2 separate regions of the Homo sapiens genome follow, and region 2 is linked to region 1. A link is a contact called in ENCODE Hi-C or POLR2A ChIA-PET data. All regions are on one chromosome and are shown on one strand. The core of a region is the stretch at or near the end of the contact, and the rest is flanking DNA. Distances in the headings are between cores, read along the strand shown. Region 1 overlaps DGLUCY (D-glutamate cyclase). Region 2 overlaps CCDC88C (coiled-coil domain containing 88C).

Evidence for each region. A loop is a pair of places that touch in the nucleus more often than their neighbours do. ChIA-PET counts read pairs that join two places held with the same protein, here RNA polymerase II (POLR2A). Pooled maps may share reads with other maps.
Region 2: a pooled map shows a loop between it and region 1 (7-fold over the local background). The contact joins two enhancer-like sites. A Hi-C loop is called at or near these places in 2 of 37 single-sample maps with no recorded cell type and 10 of 50 pooled maps. POLR2A ChIA-PET finds 5 or more read pairs at or near these places in 2 of 52 experiments (activated CD4-positive, alpha-beta memory T cell and activated naive CD4-positive, alpha-beta T cell).

What each region holds. Positions count from the first base shown.
Region 1 is chr14:91,225,532-91,231,667 of GRCh38, forward strand. DGLUCY (D-glutamate cyclase) reads left to right here. Exons shown (of 14, transcript NM_001102368.3): 14 at 1-101. Among named protein-coding and RNA genes, the nearest start is that of GPR68, 16 kb to the right of the region's middle. RefSeq lists enhancers at 2,856-2,915, 2,926-3,205, 3,236-3,555, 3,616-3,705, 4,253-4,302. Within about 2 kb of position 3,365, at least 11 of the 41 ENCODE cell types and tissues checked have a DNase peak (open chromatin) inside an H3K27ac peak, as active enhancers do.
Region 2 is chr14:91,346,160-91,352,295 of GRCh38, forward strand. All of the region lies in intron 4 of CCDC88C (coiled-coil domain containing 88C), which reads right to left. Among named protein-coding and RNA genes, the nearest start is that of CCDC88C, 69 kb to the right of the region's middle. RefSeq lists enhancers at 3,103-3,182, 4,560-4,609, 4,730-4,779. Within about 2 kb of position 2,297, at least 3 of the 41 ENCODE cell types and tissues checked have a DNase peak (open chromatin) inside an H3K27ac peak, as active enhancers do.

The sequences.
Region 1 (6,136 bases), core at 2,115-4,614:
CTCTTATGTGACTCAGTAATGTCCTCAAAGTGCAAGAGCAGAGATGCTGGCAATTTGGATATGCCAAAAAGAGGCCATAAAGGGCTTCCTTTAAGTGAAAAGGTGAAAGTCTTTTTTTTTGTTTGTTTGTTTTTGCAGTTGCAAGATTTAATAGAGTGAAAACTGAGCTCCCATACAAAGGGAGGGGACCCAAAGAGGGTAGCCATTGCTGGCTCGAATGCCTGGGTTTATATCCCGATCATTGTCCCTCCTGCTGTGCTCTCAGGCGATAGATGATTGGCTATTTCTTTACCTCCTGTTTTTGCCTAATTAGCATTTTAGTGAGCTCTCTGATTGGTCGGGTGTGAGCTAAGTTGCAAGCCCTGTGTTTAAAGGTGGATGTGGTCACCTTCCCAGCTAGGCTTAGGGATTCTTAGTTGGCCTAGGAAATCCAGCTAGTCCTGTCTCTCAGTACCCCCTCTCAACAGGAAAACCCAAGTGCTGTTGGGGAGGTTGGCTGACAACTGCTCTAACTGCTTCCTGCTGAATTGGGGCGTAGTAGGGGTTGTGCAGTTGAGATTTCCTCGGGAGGGGTGCCTTCGATGTCATCAACATCGGAGCATGGGCTAGCAGGCCGGTCCAGGGGTCCATGGTAGATCTTAGTCATGGACTGCATCTGGGGCTCCATTTGAAGAACTATTTGTAGTTTTACAGCTTTGATTCTGGAAGAGACAAACTTAACAAGGAGGTTAAAGATAAAGGGATTGAAATGTATGGGCTGCAGTGCAGGGGATTATTTCTTTGGCACACTTCACAGGCCTTGACTATCTGCTTGATAGTTTTGAAAAGGCCTGGTCTAGTAAATAATAATTTGACCATCTGATGGGTGCTATTAATGCCTAAGAGAAAGATATGGTGAAGGGTTTTAAGTAATTTCCATTGGTTAGCTGCAGGCATAAGTATTTTTCCTTCTTCGGTGGCTGGCCATTCTGAGGGGAGGAAACTATGTCCTCGTGAGGTTCCCCATTCTATTTCTTCTGAGTACTGGGGCTTGGTTTCCTGGAGGGGATTACCCTATACTAGGGCTCCTTCTATAAGCATTTCTAATGGAGGGTCCTGCCTTGTGGCTCTTTTGGCTTCAATATCCGCTTGGTGGTTCCTTTCTATTTCCCTTTCCTTTCCTTTCTGGTGACCCCGGCAGTGTAAGACTGCCACCTCTTTAGGTTTCTGTACAGCCAATAATAATCTCCTAATGGCTTCCTGATGTTTGATAGGTGTTCCCTCGGAAGTTAGGAATTCCCTTCCTCTCCATATTGCTGCACGGGCATGGAGGACTAGGTAAGCATACTGTATATATATTTACCCGAAAAGGTGAAAGTTCTTGACTTAATAAAGAACAAGTTCATATATTGAGGCTACTAAGCTCTATGGTAAGAATGAATTTTCTATCCATGAAATTGAGAAGGAGGCTGGGCATGGTGGCTCATGCCTATAAGTATTCCCAGCACTTTGGGAGGCCGAGGAGGGCAGATCACTTGAGCTCAGGAGTTTAAGACTGGCCTGGGCAACATGGCAAAACCCCGTCTCTACCAAAAATAGAAAAAATTAGCCGGGCGTGGTAGTGGGCGTCTATAATCCAGCTACTCGGGAGACTGAGGTGGGAGAATCGCTTGAAACTGGGAGATGGAGGTTGCAGTAAGCCCAGATTGCGCCACTGCACTCCAGCCTGGGTGACAGAGCGAGTCTCTGTCTCAAAACAAAAAAGAAAAAAAAAAGAATTGAGAAGGAAAAAGAGATATGTGCTAGTTTTGTTGTCAAACCTCAAGCTGCAAAAGTTCTGGCCACAATGTGTGGTAAGTGATCAGTTAAGATGGAAAAGGCATTACATGTGTGGGTGGAAGACGTGAACAGAAACGTGTTCCAACTGACAGCAGTCGAGTTCAGTACTATCCACTGGGGATCTTGGAACATACTCCACGTGGATGAGGGGGTACTGTTATCATTAGGGCATAGTCAGGCAGCCGTGCATGGTGGCTCACACCTGTGATCTCAACACTTTGGGAGGCCAAGGCAGGAGGATCCCTTGAGCCCAGAAGTTTGAGACCAGCTTGGACAACATAGTGAAATCCCATCTCTACAAAAAAAGTTTTTAAAATTTGCCAGGCATGGTGGTATGCTCCGGTAGTCCCAGCTACTCATGGGGCTAAGGTGGGAGGATCACTGGAGCCTGGGAGTTCGAGGCTGCAGTGAGCTGTGATCACACCACTGCACTCCAGCATGGGTGACAGAGCAAGAGCTAGTCTCAAAAAAGGAAAAAAAGAAAATGGTAAAATGTGCAAATGTGGAATATATATTTACAAAGTTCTTGGGTTTTACAGAAGATTTACTCCTACCACCACCAAAATATTTATACCTTTGAAATGCTTTTTTTTCCAAACAGCATTTTGTTTACTAAGGCAAAAGAACAGCATTTTGTTTACTAAGGCAAAAGGTCCTTTGAAGAGCCTAACATTTATCACCATTGCTGCCCCTCACCTCACCCCTAACACTATTCCACCTCCTCTCTGTCTGCTCCCCTGCACCCCCTGAGCCCAGACCCTTTAACCTCTTGCATAGGAGGGCAGCCTCACCCTGTGGGTGGGTCAGGCCTCTCCAGTGCTCAGGCGGCTCAGAGTCCTCCTGAACAACTCCAGTCACTTGCCCTTATCTCTTTCACAAGCTCCCACTGCACAGTGCCCAACAACATTAGAAACTGAGTCACTGACCGTGTCCCATTACACTCTTACAATATCCTGTGCTGGTTGCACTGCTGAGTGACGGCTGACTCACCCAGATCAGGGGAGTCCAGCTTCGCAGCCATGGCCCCAAATGTTTGTTGAACCTGCTTAATTTTCATTCATTTCCTTAAACAGGTCTAGTTTCATTCTTTAAGGAGCAACAGTTGTGAGAATAGAACACAGAGGGTAGAAATGAACCCCGCATTGTACACACAGCAGTTAAGCGTGAGGATGTAGCACAGTGGTTCTGGGACTGACTTCAGTTCTCCCTATGCAGGGGCATGATGCAGCCCTGGGCGGAAGTTGCTGGGGCTGGGGCTCTCCAGGTCTCCCTTTGTCATTCTAGGGGAGTTCCCACAGGCAGGGGCTGTGCTCAGTGCTGGTGCGGCAGCAGGGCTGACACCTCCAGCATCCTGAGAACTCAGCCACATGGGGATCTGCGGCATCTCACGGCTCAGTGAAGCCACCTCAGCTCTGCAGCCTCCCTGACCACATGTCCTCCAATTAGGATTTTTGTCCCTGATTTGGGACTGCAGAGTTCCATGTAGCGAGGGCCTCTGATTGAGATTGTACCCCGACGTTTCTGCAATCTTGATGGCTAGAAGAGAGAAGCCCTCACCATGGTAAAGCTGCCAGCACGCTTCTGACTCATGTTTTGGGGGAAGACACAAATGGGTCTTTGGTTTTGCAGTAGTAACAGCAGGGTTCTCTTCTGGCATGGAGGAGTCTGAGGCATAACCATGTAATGGGTTGTCTTCACTGTGGGCAGAAATTCATGGGGAGAGGATTTCAGTTGTTTGGTAAAGAGGCTGACACCAGGTTGAGCCCAGAGAAAGCTGAGAATAAGGGTCCTAGACTCAGTGACACATCCAAACCCCTGACCCCGCTACAGGGAGAGGCAGGCCTGTGGTCCAACATCAGGGGCTCTGATGCAAGGGAGAAGACCCCTTAGCAGGGCCCAGCCCAAGGACCACAGGAGCTCTGCATTCCAGGATCCAGTTTTGATGCTTGTCCATTCCACTGTAGGATTCCTGCTCAGACCTTTAGTAGTTTTGCTCAGCTTTCCTCTTTTATCCTAGCCTTGACTGTGCTTTGAGGAAGCACCTGTATCCATGGGGTGGCCATGGTGAGTGTGGCTGCAGCCTGCAGAAGCTAGTTACAGGGAGATAGGAGATGACATGCAGGGAATGATGGGGTGATTTAAGGCGAGATATGGGCCTGGTGCCAACCAGAATGGATTTGTGGGACATAGGAGCATCACTGGGCATTTCCAAGAACATTGAGGGGAGGTAATCCTGGTGAACAGTGCATAGGATGCTCCATGGATAACAAGGGCAGGCTGGAGACCTTGGCACCTTGAGGGGAGAATGAGCCACACAGACCCTGCAGGAGATGGATCAAAGACAAGTGAGCCAGCTAAGCAGGTCAGGGCTCCTTAGTCCCCTGGAGGTCCTCTGGCCCCTCCGTCACTCAGCAGGGAAAGGCATTCCTCTGAGGTTGTTCCTTGCCCCTCATTGCACGGGCTTTGCTGACCACCAGCCCCGACTTGGTCCAGCCCACTGCATTCTGCTACATCCTGCCCACTCCCTGTGGCTTCCACTGGCTGCACGATGAGGTCTAACTCAGATTCGAAAAACCACTTCCTCTAGGCAAGGTGGAGAGGAGGATGTGGCTTACCAGCAATTCACATAAACTCAATGTGTGTCAGCAATAAGATTTCTCACCAGAAGTAAAGAAGCAGAGAGGAAAATGGGCCTGTTCTCCATGGGGCAGGTCAGACAGACTTGCTCTCACTTCACATTCCAGGCATCGCATTTGAAGAAGTGGATTTTGTTTAGAGGAAGGTACAGAGGGGTGGGTGCTTAAAACCTCTTAAGTTTAGGGCTGGATGTGGTGGCTTATGCCTGTAATCCTGGGGAGGCCAAGGCAGGTGGATCACTTGAGGCCAGGAGTTTGAGACCAGCCTGGCCAACATGGTGAAACCCTCTTCTCTACTAAAAATACGAAAATTAGCTGGCTGTGGTGGCACACGCCTGTAATCCCAGCTACTTGGGAGGCTGAGGCAGGAGAATTGGTTGAACTTGAGAAGCAGAGGTTGCAATGAGCCAAGACTGTGCCACTGCACTCCAGCCTGGGTGACAGAGCAAGGCTCTGTTTCAAAACAAAACAAAAAACCTGTTAAGTTGAGGTGGCTTGAAGAGCTGCCTGTCAGAGACTGGCCAGATACTCACCAATTCTGCCTCTCTTTCCTGCATCCATAGGAAAACTACCTTTCCCAGCCTCCCTTGCAGTTAGGTTGAGGCCACATGCCTGGGATCTGACCAATGGAATGTAAGTAGCAGGGATATCCGCCATTTCCACACTTGGCCAAAAACCCCTGTGAGATTCTCTTTTTGCTGCATCCCCTTACCTGTGTGGGTGAAAAGGGAAGACCCCAAGATGATGGACTCTGGTGATGGGAGGATCCTGAATCACTGCCATCACTTTGGGAAAGACTTGCCAGAAAGCAGCCTCTCGTTGGACTTTGCATGAAATTTTCTGCCCGACCCTGAAATTAGTCATCTTGAGTAGTAGTGAGTTGTCATTGGTGGTGTTTGTTTGTAGACAGACTGGACTATCGTTTTTGGGGAATGCAGAGGGGAGACTTCATGGAGAGGGAACTGAATATTATGACCTCTCTGGTATATGCCAGCACTAATATCTAACATGTAATTTAGCAGTATTCTTCTGAAAGTTGTTGAATTAAAGCAAATGGGATTGAAATCCCAACATTTCCCCAGAGTACTGGGCACCATTATAACCTCAGGATTAAGGCCATCTGTCTTAGCCCATTTTCTATGGCTATAACAGAATACCACGGACTAGGTTATTTATAAAGAACAGACATTTCTTTGGCTTATGGGTCTAGAGACTGGGAAGTCCAAGAGCATGGTGCCAGCATCTGGCAGGGTCATCTCCTGGCAGAAAGCAGAAAAGCAAGCAAGTTCTGAAGAGAGGAAAAAAGGGGGCTGAACTCCCCCAATAACAAACTCTCTCCCACCATAACAGCATTAACCCATGACCTAATACCTCTTAAAGGTCCCACCTCTTCGCATAGTTACAATGGCAATTAAATTTCAGCATGCGTTTTGGAGGGGACATTCAAATCATAGTATCATCAGAGACTACTGTCTTGCCAGATGAATTCCAGGGATGGAGGCTTCAGGATCACCAGCTACAAGAAGTGGCTTTTTCAGAAAAGCAACGAGCCAAGAGGGTCAGAGTTTGGCTCTCTTTTGGTTGGACCAGCCAGAGGAAAGCAGCAGATGGGGATGTATTTCGTGCCGAAAATTTCTCCCACTCTTGTCTGGCCAACCCACAGACCAGTGTGTGTAACAGGA
Region 2 (6,136 bases), core at 1,047-3,546, 120 kb after region 1:
CGACCTCCTCCTAAGACCCCTCAACTGAGAAATAGCTAAAATTGGCTTTCCTTGAGATAATGACATCATTGTCAAGCCTCAGAACTGGGAACTGGGGGTTCACTGAACCAGAAACACACCCCGCCCCCCAGCCTGAAGGCAGGGCAGGGAGAGACTGGTGGGTTGGACCACAGGGTCTAAGGCCACTTTCCTGCTCTGGAGGACACACCTGAGAATAAGGCTCAGCGTTGCAAAGCAATCTTCTAAGGTTAAATCCTTCTCCTGCTAGTAAGTGTAGAAATTCATCAATATTTGAAATGGAAAAATTCTCAAAATCTTAGGATTTTTTTTTTTTACTTGAGATCTTTTATTTGGCCCAAGATACTCTAATCCATAGAATAAATATCACCACAGTGACTCACTTCCCTATTAACGTGGAGCTATTCATCAGCCACTTAATTTTAGTTTCGATAAAGAGAAAAGGGGCTGGGCACAGTGGCTCATGCCTGTAATCCTAGCACTTTGGGAGGCCAAGGTGGGAGGTGAGGTCAGGAGTTCGAAACCAGCCTGGCCAACATGGTGAAACCTCGACTCTACCAAAGGTACAAAAATTAGCTGGGCGTGGTGGCACGCGTCTGTAATCCCAGCTGCTTGGGAGGTTGAGGCAGGAGAATCACTTGAACCCAGGAGGCGGAGGTTGCAGTGAGCTGAAATTGCTCCACTGCACTCCAGCCTTGGCGACAAAGGAAGACTCTGTCTCAAAAAAAGAGAGAGAAAAGGGAATGCCCACATGAGTGTTAACAAAGCCTCCAATCAGTCTTTCTGACAGTGCTTGCCGGCTCAGCCCAAGTCACCCACCTCCCCCTTTCCCTTTTGTCGGCCCACAGATCACTGGCAAGTGCTCATCACATGCCCATGCTGGATATAAGAGGCACAGACCCTTCCCAGCCGTCACTGGCTTGTCTTCCTACAATGAGACTCACTTTTTGAAAGGCCACTCACCTGGTACTGTACCCACCACAGGAGCTGAAACACTAAGAAAGCACTTAAGGGCCTGAGATCAGCCCAAACAGAAGTCAGGGTTTGCACAGAAAATCTTTATGTACTCTATTCGCAGCAAAGTCCCCAAATAAACTAATTACATCACACTGTAGAATCATTTGGACAACTCTGGTGATCCATTTCCCCAGCCCAAAGCACATTACAACAGCAAATTAAAAGGGAGGAAAGTGCTAGAGAGGCTCACTGATGGTGTTCTGAGAGCAAGGAAGAGACCAGAAACCTTGCACACACACTAGAGGGCTCAAAACTACACTCTGAGGCCGGGTGAACTCAAACAAATTTACAAGAAAAAAACAAACAACCCCATCAAAAAGTGGGTGAAGGACATGAACAGACACTTCTCAAAAGAAGACATTTATGCAGCCAAAAAACACATGAAAAAATGCTCACCATCACTGGCCATCAGAGAAATGCAAATCAAAACCACAATGAGATACCATCTCACACCAGTTAGAATGGCGATCATTAAAAAGTCAGGAAACAACAGGTGCTGGAGAGGATGTGGAGAAACAGGAACACTTTTACACTGTTGGTGGGACTGTAAACCAGTTCAACCCTTGTGGAAGTCAGTGTGGCGATTCCTCAGGGATCTAGAACTAGAAATACCATTTGACCCAGCCATCCCATTACTGGGTATATACCCAAAGGATTATAAATCATGCTGCTATAAAGACACATGCACACGTACGTTTATAGTGGCACTATTCACAATAGCAAAGACTTGGAACCAACCTAAATGTCCAACAACCATAGACTGGATAAAGAAAATGTGGCACATATACACCATGGAATACTATGCAGCCATAAAAAATGGTGAGTTTTTGAGATGGAGTCTCGCTCTGTCACCCAGGCTAGAGTGCAGTGGTGCAAGCTCAGCTCACTGCAACCTCTGCCTCCTGGGTTCAAGCGATTCTCCTGCCTCAGCCTCCCGAGTAGCTGGGATTACAGGCGCACACCACCATGCCCAGCCAATTTTTGTATTTTCATTAGAGATGGGGTTTCACCATGTTGGCCAGGCTTGTCTCAAACTCCTGACCTCAAGTGATCTGCTTGCCTTGGCCTCCCAAAGTGCTGGGATTACAGGTGTGAGCCACTGCGCCCAGCCAAGACCCTATCTCTATTAAAAAAAAAAAAAAAAAAAAATTAGCCTGGCCTGGTGGTGCACTATTTGGGAGGCTGAGGTAGGAGGATCGCCTGAGCCTGGGAGGGTGAAGCTGCAGTGAGCTTTGATTGTGCCACTGCACTGTAGCCTGGGCGACAGAGCAAGACCCTGTCTCCAAAACAAACAAATAAACAAAAAACACCACAAAAACAAACAACACTCCGAGGCTGTTTGGTGACAGAGCAAACGGTTCTACTCTCTCAGCACCCTGCAATCACACACAATGACAACCCTGAGTTCATTCATTCCCTCATTCATCCCAACACCCATTAGACATCAAGAAAACAATCTGACCCACAGCACAGGTTAGAAGAGTATGGATTCCTGTTTGCTAAGGTTTGTAACAGGAGGGAAAAAGGCTTTAAAGGTAGAGAATTAAGTTTAGAAAAATATTCATGAAAAAAATAAACTCTTTGGTGATGAACAGGTTACTAAGAAATTCACCTCTGCCCTCATTCAAATGAAGCAGAGTGATGCTTGCTCTCACCAGGCTGAGTGAATAGAAACATTTGCTTATTAACAAAAACATCCTGTGATCCCCACCCCTACAGATTCCTACAAAATTTTTTTTTAAAAAGCGCCCAGGGCGGGAAGCAGAAGTTTCCTCATTTCTCATGAGAAGCCGATGCCCAATTTCTTTCAGGATTTCAGTCATAAGAAAAACCGCTATTTCCATAAATCTACCAGATTGTGGGTTTTGAATAGTTTCAAAACACAGCAGAAGATTCCCTCCTGGGTCCTTGCCAGTAAGACTGGCTCAGTGACACAGTCAAGCAGGCCAAGATCAAACAAACCTACAGACAGCTCCCTGCCAAGTACCTACTATGTGCTGGGAGCCAAACCAGCAATCAGAAAGCTGATAAATGCTATGGGAACCCGGGAAAGGAACTTCTAATTTGCAGCAAGGCCCAGGGCAAGGACTCTAAAGGGAATAACCTTTGAGCTGAGTTCCACAGATAAGGAGGAGACAGACTTATCGGGTAGGCAAGTGTGGGCTTTCCAGGCCCAGGGAACAGCACATGCGAAGGCCAAGAGGTAAGAGAGCACGCTGCTTGTCAAAGTATAAGTGCTTTATGGTTACACTTACTCGAGCTGCTGTTCAGAGGGAGAAACGGGGGCAGGTTATAAAACGACGTGAATTTCTACACCAAAAAAGTCACAAGCAACCACTGCGGGCGGGGATCGAGAAACATCAGACCGGACACACTCCACACTTAACACAACTACACTCTGTTGAGAATAGGAGAACCCCTGGGGGAATCCCAGGACGGCCTGAGTCAATAGCTGAGTCTAAGAAAAACCTTACCTTACTACCTGCTTCCTGGAGTCTTGACACAAAGAAATTCACCCCAGCCTTTCTTAGCAGAAATGCAATGCAGGCAGGCCAACATAAGCTATATAGAAAGCTGCAGACGTTAACAGTCATAAGCTTCCAAAACAAAAGGGAAACTGCCTGATAGCACACGTTTCTAAGGGCAGAGGTGAGGATAGAAAAGTAGTTGCACAATTAAAATACACCATCCTCTAAAATGTGCATTATATCAAGGTTTGAAAATTCCCCGACTTGCTAACTCTGAGTCCATGGCAGACATGATTAGTCAATCACAGCACTTTCTGACTTAGGGTGGAACTAGGCCTCAGAATCCTTCTGAACACAGCCCTCCACAGACTACCAGTTAATGGAAGTTAACACATGGAACAAAACCTATCTTCCTTCCATGACTGGTACATAATGTGTATAGTCCTTTTTGACTCCACTCTGGTTCTTTAAGCTGTAGTCATGCACATGTTCAGAAGACACTTTTTTTTTTTTTTGGAGACAGAGTCTCACTCTGTCACCCAGGTTGGAGTGCAGTGGCACAATTTCGGCTCACTGCAAACTCCGCCTCCCGGGTTCAAGAGATTCTCCTGCCTCGGCCTCCCAAGTAGCTGGGACTACAGGCACCCACCACCACGCCTGGCTAATTTTTGTATTTTTTAGTAGAGACAGGGTTTCACCATGTTGGCCAGGCTGGTCTTGAGCTCCTGACCTCAAGTGATTCATCCGTCTTGGCCTCCCAAAGTGCCGGGATTACAGGTGTGAGCCACCATGCCCAGACAGAAGACACTTTCTGATTTCTGGATACAGGAACTAATTCTTGTTGTGTATAAACAATGACTGAGGTGTGAAGCTGGGGATTTAAGCAATGGCAGGCAAGCATCCCTTTCCCTTCCTGCCCCAAACTGCACACTCTCTGCCCTTGCTGGGGTCAAAGGCACAGTGATGTCTCTCCACAGACGAACAGGGGTCAGAGATAAAGCAGTGAAACTGATTCCTCTGTCTTGCTAACTCAGCTCCCCACAACCACAGAGGCCCAGGACCTGCAAATGACCAGCCAGGCTCAGGGTTTAACCCTCACAACCTGGAAGGACTGACCATATTCCATAGAGTAATTCTGCCCTTCCCTCCTACAGACCACCATTACTGCACCTTAATATACGGCATGCTACCATGTGACTTAATTCTAAAAGCAATCCCCCGAGGACGGCATGATGACTCCATCTCAGAAATAGAAGGATGCAGCTCAGAAAGGCTGAGTCACAGAACTAAGATCTGTCCCCGGGTCCACCACTACCTACCATCTCCTAACTTATTTATGTTTCCTTCCAAAGCAGGGAGCTATGTGGTTTCGCTTCTGATCCCGGTGGTCCCACGCAGGTTGTTTAACCAGCGTTTGCTGACTGAGTGAGGTTAACTGTTAGCATCAAGTACCTGGGTTAGAACCGCAAAGAGAGCAGTTTCAGTTTCTCTCTTCTACGGCACGTATGTGTGCTTACTTATTCTACATTCTCTTCTCTTCTGGCTTACATGCTGGTGTGAACCACTAACTGCTTTCCCTGGTTTTGTACTTAAAAACCAGTTATTTCATAAGGATGCTCACGAGGCTGTCACAGTGATTTGAAAACAGCAGTGCACTGAACACGACCCTGTTGTCTCTCCTCAGTACACGGGCACACCCCAACACTCACTCACATGGGCACGGCTCTGAGGGCCCTCCTGAGGGCTCAGCTTACAACGAGAAGAGCTGTTTATTATTATTTTAACAGTTGGGGTACTTCCTAGGCACTGCCGAGGAATACTCAAGGTGGAGAGTTCCCCGTGGGTGGGCACATGGGGATGCTCCATCATATGTGTCCCCACCCATGGGGAAGGAGGCAGGCACCTCTACGCACGGGCTCACATTCTGGGGAGCGGCCCCTGTGGAATCCTCATGTCACCACGTGCCCCCACCCCCCGGCATTAACATAACCAGGCACACATATTTATCAAACGTGGACTCTGGCAGGCGCTAAGCTGCATGCCTGTGTGGAATGGTGCAGGAGCCTCCCGGGGGCACTCTGACTAGTGGCCCTTTACTCTAGTGTCTCTCTGCTGCCCATGTCAAGTCAGTCCCACCCCCACAGATACCCCAGCACCACCACGCACAACAGACGACAGCTACCCCCAGGTCATGTAGAACACTTTGAAATATCAGCCCCTCGGAGCACCCTCACCCCAAAAATGACCTCCTACCCCACCTGCCTGCCACGCCTGCAGAAGCTGAGAGCGAATTCATTTCCCAGCACCAAACAACTGAAGACCAGAAAAGCAGAATCAGCCACAAGCCTGCAGCTTGAGACTCAAGTTTGCCCTGGGAAGGGGCGAGGAGCTAGGGCAGGCAGGGGACGCTCTGGGAAAGGGTCCCTCCCAACCACCACGTGGAAAACTCAAACATAAAGACCTTTGACAAATAGCATCTCTTCCCTCCTCCGCAGACGGCGGTGGCCACAGAGAGTAGGGCTGCTGGAAGCCATGGTGTGGCTGTTGCAGCCAGCGGCGTTCTCTGTGTGCCTGGGCCATCGCTAGGAAGTTTACTAACAAAGTCTGGTCTCCAGGCAGATCCGCGGGTGCTT